2 separate regions of the Homo sapiens genome follow, and region 2 is linked to region 1. Evidence: chromatin loops called from intact Hi-C (ENCODE). Cell type or tissue: endothelial cell of umbilical vein. All regions are shown on one strand.

Evidence for each region. Peaks named below come from ENCODE experiments on the same cell type or tissue, not always from the same donor. Only the 100,000 strongest peaks of a DNase experiment are listed, where the experiment ranks them.
Region 2: a loop joins it to region 1, with 2.2 times the contacts of the local background. A loop is called at or near these places in 5 of 110 quality-filtered maps.

Annotation. Positions count from the first base shown.
Region 1 is chr9:22,208,181-22,216,180 of GRCh38, reverse strand. No RefSeq gene overlaps it. Among named protein-coding and RNA genes, the nearest start is that of CDKN2B, 200 kb to the right of the region's middle. In endothelial cell of umbilical vein, no CTCF peak of the experiment used is centred here; DNase peaks (open chromatin) are centred at 1,410 and 4,320; H3K27ac peaks cover 1,258 bases.
Region 2 is chr9:22,049,070-22,057,069 of GRCh38, reverse strand. CDKN2B-AS1 (CDKN2B and CDKN2A antisense cis and trans regulatory RNA 1) reads right to left here. Exons shown (of 19, transcript NR_003529.4): 6 at 7,842-7,964; 7 at 683-818. Among named protein-coding and RNA genes, the nearest start is that of CDKN2B, 44 kb to the right of the region's middle. In endothelial cell of umbilical vein, no CTCF peak of the experiment used is centred here; DNase peaks (open chromatin) are centred at 4,329 and 5,939; H3K27ac peaks cover 1,355 bases.

The DNA of each region.
Region 1 (8,000 bases):
AGAAGGGTGTTCTGGCTACAAGGAGTGACAAATGCAAAGGTCCTGAAACAAGAACATGAAGGATGTGTTAGATTTTTTTAAAAGGACAATATTTTATGATTTGAGTAATATTTTACCTATAGAATCTTAAATTTTTAACACAGGATTGATGCACTACACACCAGAATATACTAACAGAGCACCTGCTCTGCCAATGCCAGGCTGATTGCTCTGGAGACACAGACTGTTTCAAGAAACTGAGTGAGTAGGCTCTGGAAATTGGAAGTGATCTTAGTATTTAAGTTCAGTCACTCAACTACAATCTCTGAAACTGGGGGAAATATGTTCTGTCTGCATCACGTAATCAAAGTTTAATTTTTTTAAGGAACAATAGGAATGTCACTTGCAAAACAGAAATGGAGGTTTATCTTTCAGAGACTAAAATATTTAAGTAGTCATAAATCAACTGCTTATTTCTCTACTTAGTGATTTACTGCCTTATCAAAGGCATCTCCTTGTTAGCTTTTTATGAGGATTATCGTCTAAAGCCAGCTTCCAAAATTAGAGGCTAATAAATGATTAGTTACATGTCTAGATGTGCCACAGCTGATGTAGGAGTAATAAAAAATCCTCCCCCATTCCCCCATAATTCAGCGGGTGATTAGTCTGTGTCCACTGGCACAATCTTGTAAAGTTCTGGAAATCATTCTGTTAATACGTTCAATACAGACAGCTTGGGGAAAAGCCTCTTCAAAGTGGCTTTTAAGAAATTTAGTAATCTAATTTGGCTGTTAATACTAATCATATTTTGAAGTCTCAAACGTCTGCCTCCTTCTGTCATCTGTTTGTAGACAGAGGCAGATATTGAGGTTTTGATATTTATTTATAATTTTGAAAATCATGGTTTTCTCTAGTGTGCCGTTAGATTTCACCCATCTGGATTCAGATTCCACTAATTTTGGAAGTCCACATAATGCTGACAGTATCATTAAAAAAAGTGATGTCTTTAAGGTAAATCTTTTTTTCTGGAAAATTTTTAAGTACTTTATGCAAAACTATTAGCAAGGGGTGGAGATATTTTATATTGCATTACAGAGCAAAAATGTTTATGTACCTCAGAATTATCCTTTCCAGCCCACTTTAGACATGTTGGTATGTCCTGTGTTGGAAGACATTTAGAAAATAAGTAGGTTAGAGAGACAGACAGACAGACAGACAGACAGACAGAAACTGTTGAACACTCATAGCATGAATACTATAGATCACTAGGACCTCAGGCCTCTTTCTCAAGTTTGCAAGTCTAGAAATTTCATATGTTCAATTTTCTCAGGCTTGATCAGCTTCCTGGAACCTGACTCATTCTAACAATCTCACACAAGAATATTTACAGAAAGTTTACATTTGCAGCCACTTAAAAAATTCATTAGAAGAAATCTCTCAGAGCAAGATCTAAGGCCAATCACCTTCCTTCTCATGGGAGGAAATATTCAGTTGTAATGTTTAGTTGGTAGAGAGAGAATTCAAACCAGAGAAGTTGGTATTCTGTAGCAGATGTCACTATTGATATTAGAAAGAATGGAAAACAGAGCTGCTGCTAAAGTAAGCAAGCTGACAGCTGAGGCAGAAGTGTATCAACAGCAGTATGTTCACGGGATCACCACATTGACGATTCAGCCCAGTTATCTGGCAGTGCATAAACTCAGTGCTGTTGGTACAATCACAGAAGATCAACCAGAGGTAGAATAATTATTGTTAATCTAATTCATATGGGTGTATATGCTGGTTAGTAGTGTTCTTCAAGAAATTTTTCTGGCTTTCCAGTTTCCTGGTACATAGTAGGACTGCATTTCCCTACCTCGCTGATATTAGATGTGAATTCATTGCTTTCGCCAAAAAAAAAAAAAAAAAAAAAAAGTGGATAGAAGTAAAATGTGTCACTTCCAGGCAGAAGCTCTAAGAGGCAGTGTGTTATTTGCTACATCTTTTGTTACGGTTATCATGGAAACACAGGTTGAGATGACTGTAATAAGCAAAGCCCTATGTCAGTCTTTGTTAGACATATATGTGAGAAAGAAATAAGTGATTGTTGGATTAAGCCATTGAGACAGTGAGGTTTTTCCTACTGAAACACAATCCAGTCTATGCTTCCTGTTGTAGTATTCAACCCAATATTTAAAAGTATTTATTTTAAATTGAGGCACCACATTTTTGGAATCAAGATTCACTGACAAGCTAATTAATACATACTTGGAAGTTGACTTGATATTTATATATCTAGAAAAAAAGGGAATTAGAGAGTGTTATAAATGGAAAAGCATGATGAACAATTACTGCAATGTAATAGAGCATTTTCTCTGGCGATTGCATTAGACCTACTTGCCAAGCACCATAGCTCATTCACTGATTCATTTACTTCTTCATTCACTCCACAGATATTTATCAAATGCTGATTATATGACAAGACCTACACTGGATCCTTGGGATACAACCATAAGATAATTGTGACAGTCCCAATCCTTACAAAGGTACCATCTTAGTCTCTTTATTCCTATTTTTTAGATCCTGTGATGATTGCATACTTTCTGCCAATGCATGTTCTTTTTCCATAACTGCTTAGACTACCACTTTTCTTAGTTTTGTTCTTGTTCTAAATATATGTTTTAGATCAATCCCTCTCAAATGATTAGGTTTTCCCCTAATTTATCACAGAATGACACTTTTGTAAAATACCAAAAACAATTACTAGAAAAATATATTGTGCAATTGGATATGAAAGCAATAAGCTATAAGCTATAAAAGCTATAAAAGTTTCTAAATGGTTACTCACGAGTTCTATATTTATTTTTTTCCAGACAGGCAAAAAGTTCATAGACCATCATTTGTCTATGGACCACACTTTGAACACAACTGCTCTGGACAAGCAGGTAGATCTTAAACAAACTATATTTTTTGTTTTCTTTTATGAAACCATCTGCCTCTTAATCACTAAAATTGTGAAGTTTTACACAGTGGATAATTTCTTCAGGGTGGTGTCCCATTGCCCATTCAGCTCACTACATGTATTATTTAGTTAATATTTTTAAATCAATTAATATTTCATATGAATACATTTTTAATATCTACTCCATATAAATGGAAACCAATTTCACTTGCCAGAAATAAAACATAATAAAATGTAACTCTAAAAAGGAGTGTTATGAAGGGAGATGTTGCCTGCCCTGAGAAGAGCTAACATTTCACTAACACCACACTGAAACTTCCTGCTTGACATACTCAGAAAACTGAAAGGGAATTAAAAAGAGAGAATTTTCTCATTATGTGTTTTAATGCCATTTAATGCCTAATTCATGATCCACCTAACATCATTTCAAGGACCAAACAGTAGTCACTCTTTATTTTTTAAAAATAATTTAACTCTCCCATTTTGAAGATTAACTTGAAATTGTCCTCTATGAATACGTCTGTTGACAGTCACAAATCAGTCAGTCATATCATATGGATAACTATAATTGAACAGGGGTGTTAAATACCACCATTTCTTTTCTTAAATCTCTGTCTTATGGACTACTGATGCTGTAGACCACAAACTCGCTTCAGTTTCTGAAAGTAGTATGTTCGCCAGATCTAAATGGTCTCTATGGAATTTTTTTTGAGCCCTAGTACAGCGTCTGGCATATACTAAATACCCAACAAACTTGTATTTCTTCCTTCTTCCATTAACAATCAGCTCCTTTTCCTGATGAGATAGGAAAATATGTATTAATTACTGGAATTCCCTCTTAGGCTCTCTTGTTGTTACAAAGAAAAAGACTGTCAATTTTCACCCACTTCTTTTTTTTACCATTACAAATATTTAATCATAACCCACAATTACAGTATTAGTTATATTACCTAACAGGCCTCAAAAGGTTTGGCTTGGTCTTTGTGTTTTCATAAATGTCCACAACTCTATCCAGCTTACTGCATTGATTTGACATTAGGGAGCAGACTCCAAGGACAGAAGAAGACTCATTTAGCCAGTTGTTTATTCCCCATGAATTGCCTCAGCTAAACACCAGACCAGAGCTTCTGTGTGCACTAGGTCAAGCCATGAATATGCACAGGTCAAATAATTAAACTTGTATAATATTCCCAGAGATGTGAACATGAGAGGAATATTTATCACAATGGAAAGATCCTGCCGCAGATATTTCTTACCTAATGTTGAACTTTTATCAAAGAATTTTTTTTTCAACTAGCTGTTTCAAAAAAAAAAAAAAAGGCTAAACATACAGTGTCTCCTCTCCCCCTTCAGGATACAAACCACAGAATTCCGATGACTCACCCAAAAATAGCTTATGAATATGCCACAGGCGGAAGGGCATGCTGTTTAGTTCTTTAAAACTTCCTGCCAAACTGAAGAAACTGAACATACACAGATATTTGGGGACTAACTCTGAGGAATAATGAGAATTTAATCCCTTGTAGTCTTCAGGGTTAGCAACAGCTTGCCTGACATGTCCGGTTACATCCTGTTTGCTACACATGTGACTCCTCAAAAAAATAATAATATAATATTAATAGCACAATGTTTCATTGTTAAGATTGCTGTCACTGTGCTAATGGCTCCCCAGTATTTGCAGCCATAAGTAGACTAAGTCACTTCTTGGATGAATTCTAAATGAAAGGTTTTATGAAACAAACATATTGCCATTATGACTCTAAAATAAAAAGCCAGGATTCAATGTAAAGAATTTGACGGCAGCATAAGCCCCTAAAAAGGAAAGACAGTAAAGCATAGTGATTGAAATCTTGGCGGTGATTCCCAGTTCTTACACCGATTATGTCACCTTTAGCAGTTACTTGAACTCTCTAAGTTCTAATTTTCCCATATGTAACATAAGGATGATAATAATTCTATCTATGTCTAGGGTTCTTGTGAGGACTAAATAAAGGCATGTAAGCATACAAGGAATACTGCTCAGAAAATAAATTATCCCATGCATTCTCCTTCTCATAAATGAATCTGAAAACCAAAACCATTAGGTGACCTAAGAAAGATCACACACCTCATCAGTGCAGTGCCAAGACGGGTCAGTATAATGCTGTGGTTAAAAACATGGGCTCTGGAACAAGTCCATCCCGAGTTTAAATCTCAGTTTTTCTACTTGCTAGCTGTATAAACTTGGGCAAGTCACTTAACTTTTCTGTCTCTCAATTTTCTCATCTACAAAAGTCAAATAATAATAGTACTTCTCTCACCAGGTTATTATGACAACTTAAAAACGTAATACATGCAACTGCCACATAACAATCAAAAAAATACGATCGATTACACTAACATTGGGAATATCTGGTTCTTCCAAAAGCAAAGGTTAATGTAAAATATATGTCAACAATGCCAGACTTTTTAAACTTTATCTATAAAAACAGCCCTCACTTAAAAATAAACAACTTAAAAATTGGATATAGTTTAATAGTGACCAGAATATTTGCAGATGTCTTCTCAGATGAAGGTACACGTCTTCAATCATGGCTATGTGTCGTATTTTTCTTTTCCTATGAGGGAAAGATAGAAGACAAGCCATTCAAAAACATTTCAAACAACAACCCCAATTGCTGAAAAGTCACTTTGCAGTTTGAAAAGAATACTAACATTCAGCTGCTCTTGACATTTACAAGGAAATGTAAAGCAATGGAAAGGGCACCACACTCCCCTTTCCAGTTCAGGTTCTGCCACTTGGCCAGTCATAATGAAATTACTTGACCTCTGAGTCACCATCTACAAAATAGGGCATTTAACGATGTCTGCCTTATTACAGTTACTACACAGAACAAGTGTGTGCCATGTTTCATGAAATTTAAGATATTGTATTCATGTTGAAGACATAATATTATGCTATTTTAACTAATATATTCAAAACTATTCTGAAACAGTTAAAGGTCAGAAAACTACTTTTGTTCTTTGCTTATTACATATTCACAGGACATAGAGACTCTCATCTTAAGAAATAGTGAAGAAAAGAAACAGGAGAAAATCTTCAAATCCCAGAGGAAAAAAATTGTTTTAAACTTATCACCCTTGACAGGTGATAAAGAGGCATGCAAGACTACACTTTTTTTTTTCTTTTTTTGAGATGGAGTCTCATTTTGTCGCCCAGGCTGGAGTGTAGTGGCACAGTCTAGGCTCACTACAAGCTCCGCCTCCCGGGTTCACACCATTCTCCTGCCTCAGCCTCCCGAGTAGCTGGGACTACAGGTGCCCACCACCATGCCCGGCTAATTTTTTGTATTTTTAGTAGAGACGGGGTTTCACCGTGTTAGCCAGGATGGTTTTGATCTCCTGACCTCGTGACCCACCCACCTTGGCCTACCAAAGTGCTGGGATTACAGGCGTGAGCCACCGCGCCGGCCAAGACTATACATTTTTATATCTCTTGACAAGAATTAACACAGAGTCCCTCACATAGTAAGTGCTTAAGGCATATTTGTTAAAGGAGTAGATGGGACATAAATAAAATTTTAGGAACCAATTTACAATGGACACCACTATAACCCTATTCCAACCCTATTAAGACCTAATTTGAAAGTCACAGATCTAGACCCAGCCATCGATGGCCTAATAGAATTATGTGGCTATAACTGCCAGTACCTCCAAAAAAAGGTTAAAAAGTGGCATAGATAAAAAAGGTCTCCCCATCCCATGATTTTTCTTCCAGGAATAGACTAGACTTTGCCTTTGCATTGTCTGAAATCCTGCAAGTCAGTTGCAATCCCAAATTGTAACCAAATGGTCAACAAACCCTAGAAACCACATTTCCTACCCTCAATAGATAGGATTTCCAAAATGAAAGTGAAAGTATTCAATGGTCTTTGTACTTCATATGTAACATGAAGCACCAGAAGACACAAATGGGAATGTTTAGTGATGTGGGGGTTGGATGGGGGCTTGAATAGATCATGACCCCTCAGGACCCCTCCCACCTTCCAGGAGAGAACTTGCGGACCAGAACCCTGCTTGAAGACTTCAGGGAGCCCCACAATTCAGACTACTCCCTCCTAATCATATCACAACCAAAGATCATATGAAGACTATTCTTCAGAGTTTCATATATCTGCTGGCAGAGCACTTTGGGTGTGTCAGAACCTCACCAGACAGACACTGACTCATTATTGGATGAGAAGCAAAGTGATAATTAGGTTGGTCATATGTAACTTGCCATTGCCAGCCAAGTATTCAAAGCCCTTTCAGAAATTATTCATTAGCTTACTTCCTTGATACCCTGAAATATTCCTAAGACCACAGCCACCACAGACTCCTGCATCCTCTTACCACCATGAGTTTGCTTCTGTCTCCTCTGATGGCTCTCCTAGCATGTTACAGCGACTTCTGTACAAATCTAATGCAGAATCTTGGAGGCTCTTCTTAGTAGACTCTCAGTAAATATTTATTCAATGCAATTCAGTCACATTTAGAGATAGCAGATAGTAAAGATCACTAGATTTCCTAAGTGCATCTGTAAATCTGTTGCCTAGGTCAGAGTGATAGCAAGTTGTTTCCTTACAGAAAAAACAATGTTCTCAAATGCACTGCACTGAGCCTCAACACTGATACTCTATTCACGCATTATAAAAATTTCAACATGTCTGTCACAGCAGCTTAAGGCCTCTAGGCAGAAAATTTGACTCAGTAAACAAAATTCTCAGAAAGTAATAGAAGCTTCACACACATCAAAGAAATAGTAAAACCTATCATTAAATACATACTGAACAAAAACAGCATGAAACTATTTCTTATTTATTGATGTATTCAAACAGCATGTCCTCCCATCTTCCATGGCAGAGTCCATATCTTATGAGTTTGTGTACACCCTATGTCTGCAAAGTGCTAAGAACAAAGATATTTTGGAACTTTTTGTTACAGAAATAAAGAATGAATGAATATACAATAAAGGAAATTTTAAAAGGAAAGGACAAAAAGACACAAACTCCGGGAAATTAATATTTATTTTATGAGCCTAAGCATTTTAGTATTATTTTTG
Region 2 (8,000 bases), 160 kb after region 1:
TTTGGGGTCGGGTAAAGGTAAACTCAGAATAATATGTTATTATATGGCAAGAGTAAGAAAAATGACTAAATCTAGATTAATCCCTAGTTTTGAGGACTAAGCTACTAGGTGAATGTCAGGTTCATTAATTAAGATGGGGAAGACTGGTAAGAGCAGGATTTCCAGGAGGGAGGGAAAGCAAAGAATCAAGAATTCTAAATTGGACATAGAGATTTAGACATCAAAAGTGAAGATGTTGAGTAGACAGTTTTATATACAATCCGGAGTTGAGGAGATGGGTCATGGGTAAAATTACTGGTTTAGAGGTCACTTGGATGTAGATGATATTTAAAGATATTTAAATGATAGCAACTTAAGAGAAGAGAGGTTAAGAAAACTGAAGCTGACATCACTTAACATGTAGCATTCAGGCCAAGGAAGAGAAGCCAGAAAAGAAGACCGAGAAACTGTGGCCAAGAAGATTGGCAGAAAGCCAGGAGAGGTGGTGACTCTGGAGTAAGCAGGGGTTCAAAAAGGAGAAAACAGTCACCTGTGTCCATGCGGCTCACTGTTCACTATATAAACTTAGCCGTCCTTTATTTTCCTGCCTCTAATCTATGTGGCAATTTTCACAGTTCCCCTCCAATTTCTCACCACTGTGCTTTTGCTCCTATTATTCTTTTGCATTGGAATACCTCCTCACCTGTCAAAATTCTCTCTATCCGCCGGGTGTGGTGTCTCACACCTGTAATCCCAGCACTTTGGGAGGCCGAGGCGGGCGAATCACGAGGTCGAGAGTTCAAGACCAGTCTGGCCAACATGGTGAAACCCCGTCTCTACTGGAAAAAAAAAAAAATATATATATATATATATATATACACACACACATATATAAATTAGCTGGATGTGGTGGCAGGAGCCTCTAATCCGAGCTACTCAGGAGGCTGAGGCAGGAGAGTCACTTGAACCCGGGAGGTGAGATTGCACCACTGCACTCCAGCCCAGACGACACTGCAAGACTCCGTCTCAAAAAAAAAAAAAGAAAAAAAAATCTATGTAACCTTCAAGACCCATCAAGAATGCTATCAACTTTGTAACGTATTTCCTAGCTCCACTAATAAAATATGCTTTCTTCCTCCATACTATCTGATAGCCCGTTGCATGCCAAATTTTATTCTGATTTGTACTATAATTGTTTGTATTCTTTATTCATCCTCCCTATATGCCAATATAGGCCCCCCAAACCTCTCATAATGTAGCCGAGTGTCTGGTATGCAGTAGGTCCTCAATAAAAATTTTCACTAAATCAAATCCAAAAATATAAAACCCAAGCCAGGAAAAGTATCTTCAAAGGACAGCCTCTTTTGTCCCTTTAGATTTCTGTCTGCCAGCACGTGGATCATCTGCACCCAAGCCCAAGAATTATTTACTCATATTCCTGGCCCTCTATAAAAAATAGTGAAAAAGATCAATCACAGAAAACCAAGGTTTTTTTAAAGTTATATTTTTTAAAAAGACTGTGGCAAAAAAACAAAAAACAACCAACCTACCTACAGAAGAATGCTGGCAAAACTACTTATCCTGCCTTGGCTGAGTATGTCCTGAGCTAATGGCTATTTTAAAAACCACTTAAACTAATTTTTCTCCCAGATCTTCATTAAGAAAATGGCAAGTTGCAAAAGCCCAAAGGATAAAACAACTTTTGTTATCCCTGAACCTAAAACTAAGCTACAAAGACTGTCCTAATCCAAGCCTTGGTTTAAAAGTCAAACAGCAGAATATTAAAAATTGCTAAGAGAGTAGATCATAAATGTTCTCACCACAAAAATATGGCATGCATATGAGATGACAGATATCTTAGTTTGATTTAACCATTTCACAATGTATACATATATCAAAACATTCCACTGTACACAATAAATATATAGAATTTTTATTTGTTAACTATACCTTAATAAAAATAAATTTTTAAAAAATAAAGTGGCAGAGGCATCTGATAAATAACAAATATGAATTTAATAATTTTAAAAATCAGGCAGGCTGGGCGTGGTGGCTCATGCCTGTAAATCCCAGCACTTTGGGAGGCCAAGGCAGGCAGATCACTTGAGGTCAGGAGTTCGAGACCAGCCTGGCCAACATGGTGAAACCCCATCTCTACTAAAAATACAAAAGTGAGCCAGGCATGGTGGCAGGTGCCTGTAATCCCAGCTCCTTGGGAGGCAGAGGCAGGAGAATTGCTTGAACCCGGGAGGCAGAAGTTACAGTGAGCTGAGACAGAGTGAGACTCTGTCTCAAGAAAAAAACACCAGCAACAACAAATAAAGTAAAATAAATAAAAATAAAAAGGCTTATAAAATAAAAAAATAAAATAAATAAAAATTTAAAAAAATAAATAAAAAATAAAAAAATAAAAATAAAAAAAGCTGAAAGAACACAGGTTTTCACATAGAAAGGATATGGATTTGATTTTCAATCCTATCATTTGATATTTTTGTAATCCTAAACAAATTTGTCGGCTTTTTTGAGCCTCAGTTTTCTCACTAGAAAAATAAAAATAAGAATAAATCTCTTAAATAATGACTGAAATACTATGAAAAGAAGTGCCTGACACAAGGTATGCTCATAATCAGTTATAATTATTAGTATTGTCACAAATCCTAAGAAATTGTTTGTGGCCTTTCAAGTATTGCCTGGTGATTATTTATAGTCTGATTTAATAATAGATACCACTAACTGAGCACCTCCTATGTGTCTTACGTGTTTTAGATTTGTAGACAAATGTAGTGACTAAGAGCATGCACTCTGGCGTCAAACTGCAGAGATTCACATTCCAGCTCCATCATATGGTAGCTGTGCGACCTTGAGAAAGTTACTTAACTTCACTTCTTATGTCTGGATTCTTCATCTGTAAAATAGAAATGATAATAGTACCTATCTCACAGGATTGTTGTGAGGATTAAATGAGATAGTGTGTATAAATTGTTTATCACCAGCTTATAGTATGTGCACAAGAAATGCTAGCTAAGGTTATTATTATAATTTCCGTTTTGCAGATTAGGACCCTAAGCCCTAAAGAGGGTCAGTAACTTATCCCAGGTCACACAGTTAGTTATGAGTTAACTTTTTTTTTTTTAATTTAAGGCTGCTTATTGCAAAGCCTGTGCTTTTTTGCTAAACCATCTCTTTTTCTGTTACGTATGTCCTAAGTAAAAATCCTTATTTTTTCCTTCGATGGCTGTAACAATTAGCTAGTGACGGTCTACAAGACATCAAGGAGGACCTAAGGAATAAAATACAGCAATCAGGTCTAAAACAAATATATGTTGCTATTTCTTCTTTGTATGCACCATAGTAGTATACTGTATTTCCATTAGAAGTTATGTTAATAAGAAAATTTTTGAATGTTCTTGCTCCAAACATCAGCATATACTTGCATTCTCTTACACTGGGAAGAAAGAAAGTGGTAGAAAGAAGTCATCTGGAAGGTAGCTCTGGCTACGAGTTGGAGGAAAAGGGAAGAGAGAGAAAAACAAGTTATCAGTGGTACACATAGTCAGGGCCAAAACTTTATAAACCAAACAGAATTTCCACAGACCTAATGATCACTGGGAATTATCTGCCAAGCTGCTAGGTGAAACATGCTGAAAAACAGCCTGGGCCTATGGCAAACATGTTTAGCTTTATGATTTTCTTCATCCCCTCTTCTGACTTGCACAATGTTGCCCCCAACTGTCTTCTAAAACTAATCACTCTTTCATGGTCAATGGAAACTTAGAAACCTAGATTCTCAAACGTTTGCTAAAAAAGCCCAGGTCTTTCTAGACATCTGTAGATAGATAAATAACCTAGTGATAAAGAATATACATTCTGTTCAGGTCCATCCTCCAGCTCCGTCCCATATTAATTGTGTGATAATCCAAACTGGTTGTTTTGTGCTAAGATTCCTACTTCCTGCACTTTCAGATTCACATACTCAGAGCTAGAAAACTTTTGAGAGTACAAGGTGATAACTACTGCAAATTCACAGAAGATTACATAAGTATAAATAGTCAACCTAACCTCCCTCTTCCTCTAACATTTTCTCACAAAACTAAAAAGTTTGGAAACTCCTTTTCTTAATGCTGGCGCCAGTTCAGCCACACTCTAGAAGGTATTGGTTTCATGAACTACAATGTGGAATCATCAAAATAAAGGGGCAGGATGAGAAAAAATGACAGCATGGGGCTTTGTGGTGTGTAGATTTAGTTGCTCATACAAGAACCTGGGAGGGGGAACCCCCCAAAAGATTAGTCACTTCATTTTATGTTGAGAACCCAATTCAGGTTAACAAAGTGTTGCCAACAAAGGAGATGAGAAAATGGCAGTATTCACTTGCTCTGGACTGAATAAACAAATGCGGGATTTGTGGGCTGACTAATGTCCTGGGATAAACCAGGCAGTCAGCCAAATTCTACGAGTTTTGATGAAAAGACAGCAAGCCCACACTTTTCTTCATGAAGAGTGCTCTGTGGGAGTATTGATGTCCACATGGGCAGCCTGGGTCTTCAACTTGCCTTAAAGATTCGCCCTTATCCAGCCACAGGAAATTCTCAATGCTTCTGTAATTGAAAACCTAGATCAAATGACAGAAGCTAAATTCCTTCTTCTTGAGAAGTGTTATCTGTCATGCATCTCTTTGTAGAAACGTGTTATCATTGTCCTTTTTTAAGCACTACATTACTCTGAAAATATACAGTTAGGTCACTAAAATGTGACTCTAGCTTTTCATTCATTCATTTCATTCACTGAATGCCTGCTATGCTCTAGGGACCATGTAGGGCTTTGTATATAGAACACTTAATGAGTCAGACATTGAAGCCCCCCATCCAGCCTCGAAATTCCAAGGGCACTGAAAAAAGTAAAATAGTACTTGTAATTTCATTGGGGGAAACTATTAAAATTTGAAATATTTTGGTGAGAGAGGCAATAAGTTTTTCAATTAAGGTCTTAATACAAGGTTGTAGGGAAGTCAGAAATGAGAATGTGGAGTTTCCTTTAATCTGGCCACCAGGATCCCCCACCATGATGTGAGGACCACAGTCATGATTTAACCTCAGGCTAAAATGGATTTTATTACAAACTGTGCAGCTAGTGAAATGTCAAGGGTTGTTTCACAGGATCTTAACTAACACAAGAAAAACTTCCTAGCAGCAGCTGATGCAAACTCCTTTAAATGTATACGTCTAATTTATCTATCCAGATAATAAATATACGTGGTATATGCAGGCTGAAAACAAAATCCCTGGAGTGTTTCGATGTGAGTATAATATACCTAGAAGCAAAAACTTCACTGATATAAAGGATGCATTTTATGAGTCTCCACAAAAATCTCCAACTTTTTATGAAATGTAAGGCCTTCTTAAGTAGTGTTTACTACATACAGCTTTCATAGTTCCTATATGAATACCTACTCTCCATGATTTATCAGCCTTCTAGAGTCCCAGTAGGATGCTGCCAAATTGCAAATTTGGAGAATTAGTTTTAAGAAACATTGTATATAACTGCCTTTGGAAGAAAATTCAGGTAGATTAGCAAAGATTTTAAGCAAGTCCTTTCACAAAAACCTGCAGAATTTCAAGGAGTCTGGGGTTTATGAAATCATCAAATCAATACCAAGTTTAACACATTTATGTTACTCTTATAAGCATAACTCTTTGGGAATAAAGGTATTACAAAAACAAGATTTGGAAAAGGAGGCTAGCTCTTGTTTAATTACTGTGAAGAGCAGAGAATTGAAAGAAAAACTACACACTAGTTGGAAAAGTGCTACTCGGGTTTAAAAAATAGAAAAAGAAAATCTGAGATTGGGATTGGACGATAAGCAGGTAGCAGAAGCAACAAAATGTCTCTTTCATTTTCAGCTCAGGGGGCCCCTTAAAGGAGCAGGCTGAAATGTACAGCCCACAAACCAGAGGAAGGCCTGCACAGGAAGTAGAGTGGAAATTACAGTTGAATGGACTCTGAAACAGGATGAAGCCAGTCCATGTGAGGTTCATGAAAACCAAGTAGACAATATGAACATCCAAGTGTTTCCTTGTGTCATTAACTCAATATTACATTCTGATTTCAAACACCATGGAACCACAGTGAAAAAGCTGCAAAAACGGTAGCCGTTTTTTCAAAACTTCTTTCTGCTGTTTGCTTGTCAGAGCTGATCAGACTCTTCCTTGAGCACTTTGCAGGTCACACACTGGATCCCACTGAGGTGAACTATTTGAAGGGTGATATCAGATTTCCCAGCAAAATTAGATAAGCAGATTGACATGGCAAGAAGCATGAGTTAGCATAAGGAGCTTCCCTAGACAGTGCCAGCGAATTAGGTGCCAAAAGCCTGAGGTGGTTATTAGAAAATGATTACCACCTCCAATTGTCTTAGTACAGACTTTTCACCGCCAGAAAACTGCTACAGAAGAAGCTAGCCAAAGCAATCACTGCTCTCCTAGGAAGCATTCACTGGGAGCTCTTGCTAACATCCCCACCGTTTGAAAGTGGCTAGACAGGACAGTGACAGCAATTCCTGTTGTCAATTAACGAGAAATTGCCCAACGGGATTTTAACTGTTAACTGGATTTCAGCCATGCTGCTCCCAAATACTCCTTTCCTTTGGTTACCTTTCAGCTGGGACTTCCTTGGCAGCCAAAGAAGTACTTCACTTCCACAGTCATCACAGCAGTACAGAGGAAGAAAAACTGAAAAGGGGTCAGGACTCCCTGGCTCTATACGTAATCAATTGCAAGGCCTCTGGCCAAGCCAGGCTGCTTTTCTGTCTTCCCTTCTCCTTTAATCATAAAATAGGATAATATAAAACCTACTTCACAGGATTATAGAAAAGGTCATAGGAAAGAACAGATGAGCTAAGTGCTATGGAAGGTACATACACATTTATGTACTTAAGTCTATGTGTGTGCATGTATGTGTACAGTATATACATTCAACTTTTTAATGTTTCCCAATTGCATAAAAGAGAAATACAGACTTAGCAATCAACTGGTTAAGTGATATGGACAATCTGGATATTTTAGAATAAAAATTCACCCCTTGGTTTGAGGACAAAAAGGCAATGTCTAAATTGTTCAGACCATTTTTAATTCTGCAAGTCCTAGCCATGGAGTCTATACAAGACTAAATTTTATGATTGCTAGGAAGCCAGAAAAAAAATATTTAAGGAAAAATAATAATAGCTACTAATTATTAAATGTTTACTATATGCTGGCCAATCTATGAAACGCTTTACAGATATTATTTTGCTTCCTCTTAGTTACAATCTTGTAAAGTATCTATTTAACAATACTATACATGATGCCTTAAGTGTATAAACAAATTTATTGTTGGAATTGAGATTCAGACTCAGGTCTGTCTTACTTCAGGGCCCTTGATCTTAATGTGAGTCATCCCAGCTCTCTGAAGAATGCCATTTTTCTCATCTGCCCTACTCTAGGATTTAGCATTTCCTTTTGCTGTTAAAAGTTGGCCCATGTGCCCTGGCTGGTGTGTGGGCCAGTCCCTGTGGGGCCCCTTGTGTAAGAGCAGATGTACTGGAGGGTGACATAGAGGATGCAGTGTGCAGAGAGTCCTAAAAGCAGAGGACAAAAGAAGCTTCACAAGGAAAGCACCTTTCGGACTTATACCCAGATTTAAAGGGCTGCATTTCTTTGATAAATGTCACAGAGGCTTGTGTTTGGACAGAGTAGGAAAGAACTCTTCCCATACTCTCCAGCCATTCCACTTAGACTAAAACTCTTCTTTAGATGTTTGGGAACAGTTGTTTGGCAACTTTTATTCAATTAGGGTTCATATCTAAAAGGTCGTTTCATATCTCCTACCTGTTACCTCTGATGGTTTCTTTGGAGTTAGATACATTCCAAATAGATCTCCCCGGTTTTCTTCTAGAAAGCAGTACTGACTCGGGAAAGGATTCCAGCACACCTAACAGTGATGCTTGAACCCTAGAAGAACCACATAGTGTATTAGCCTAGTCATTA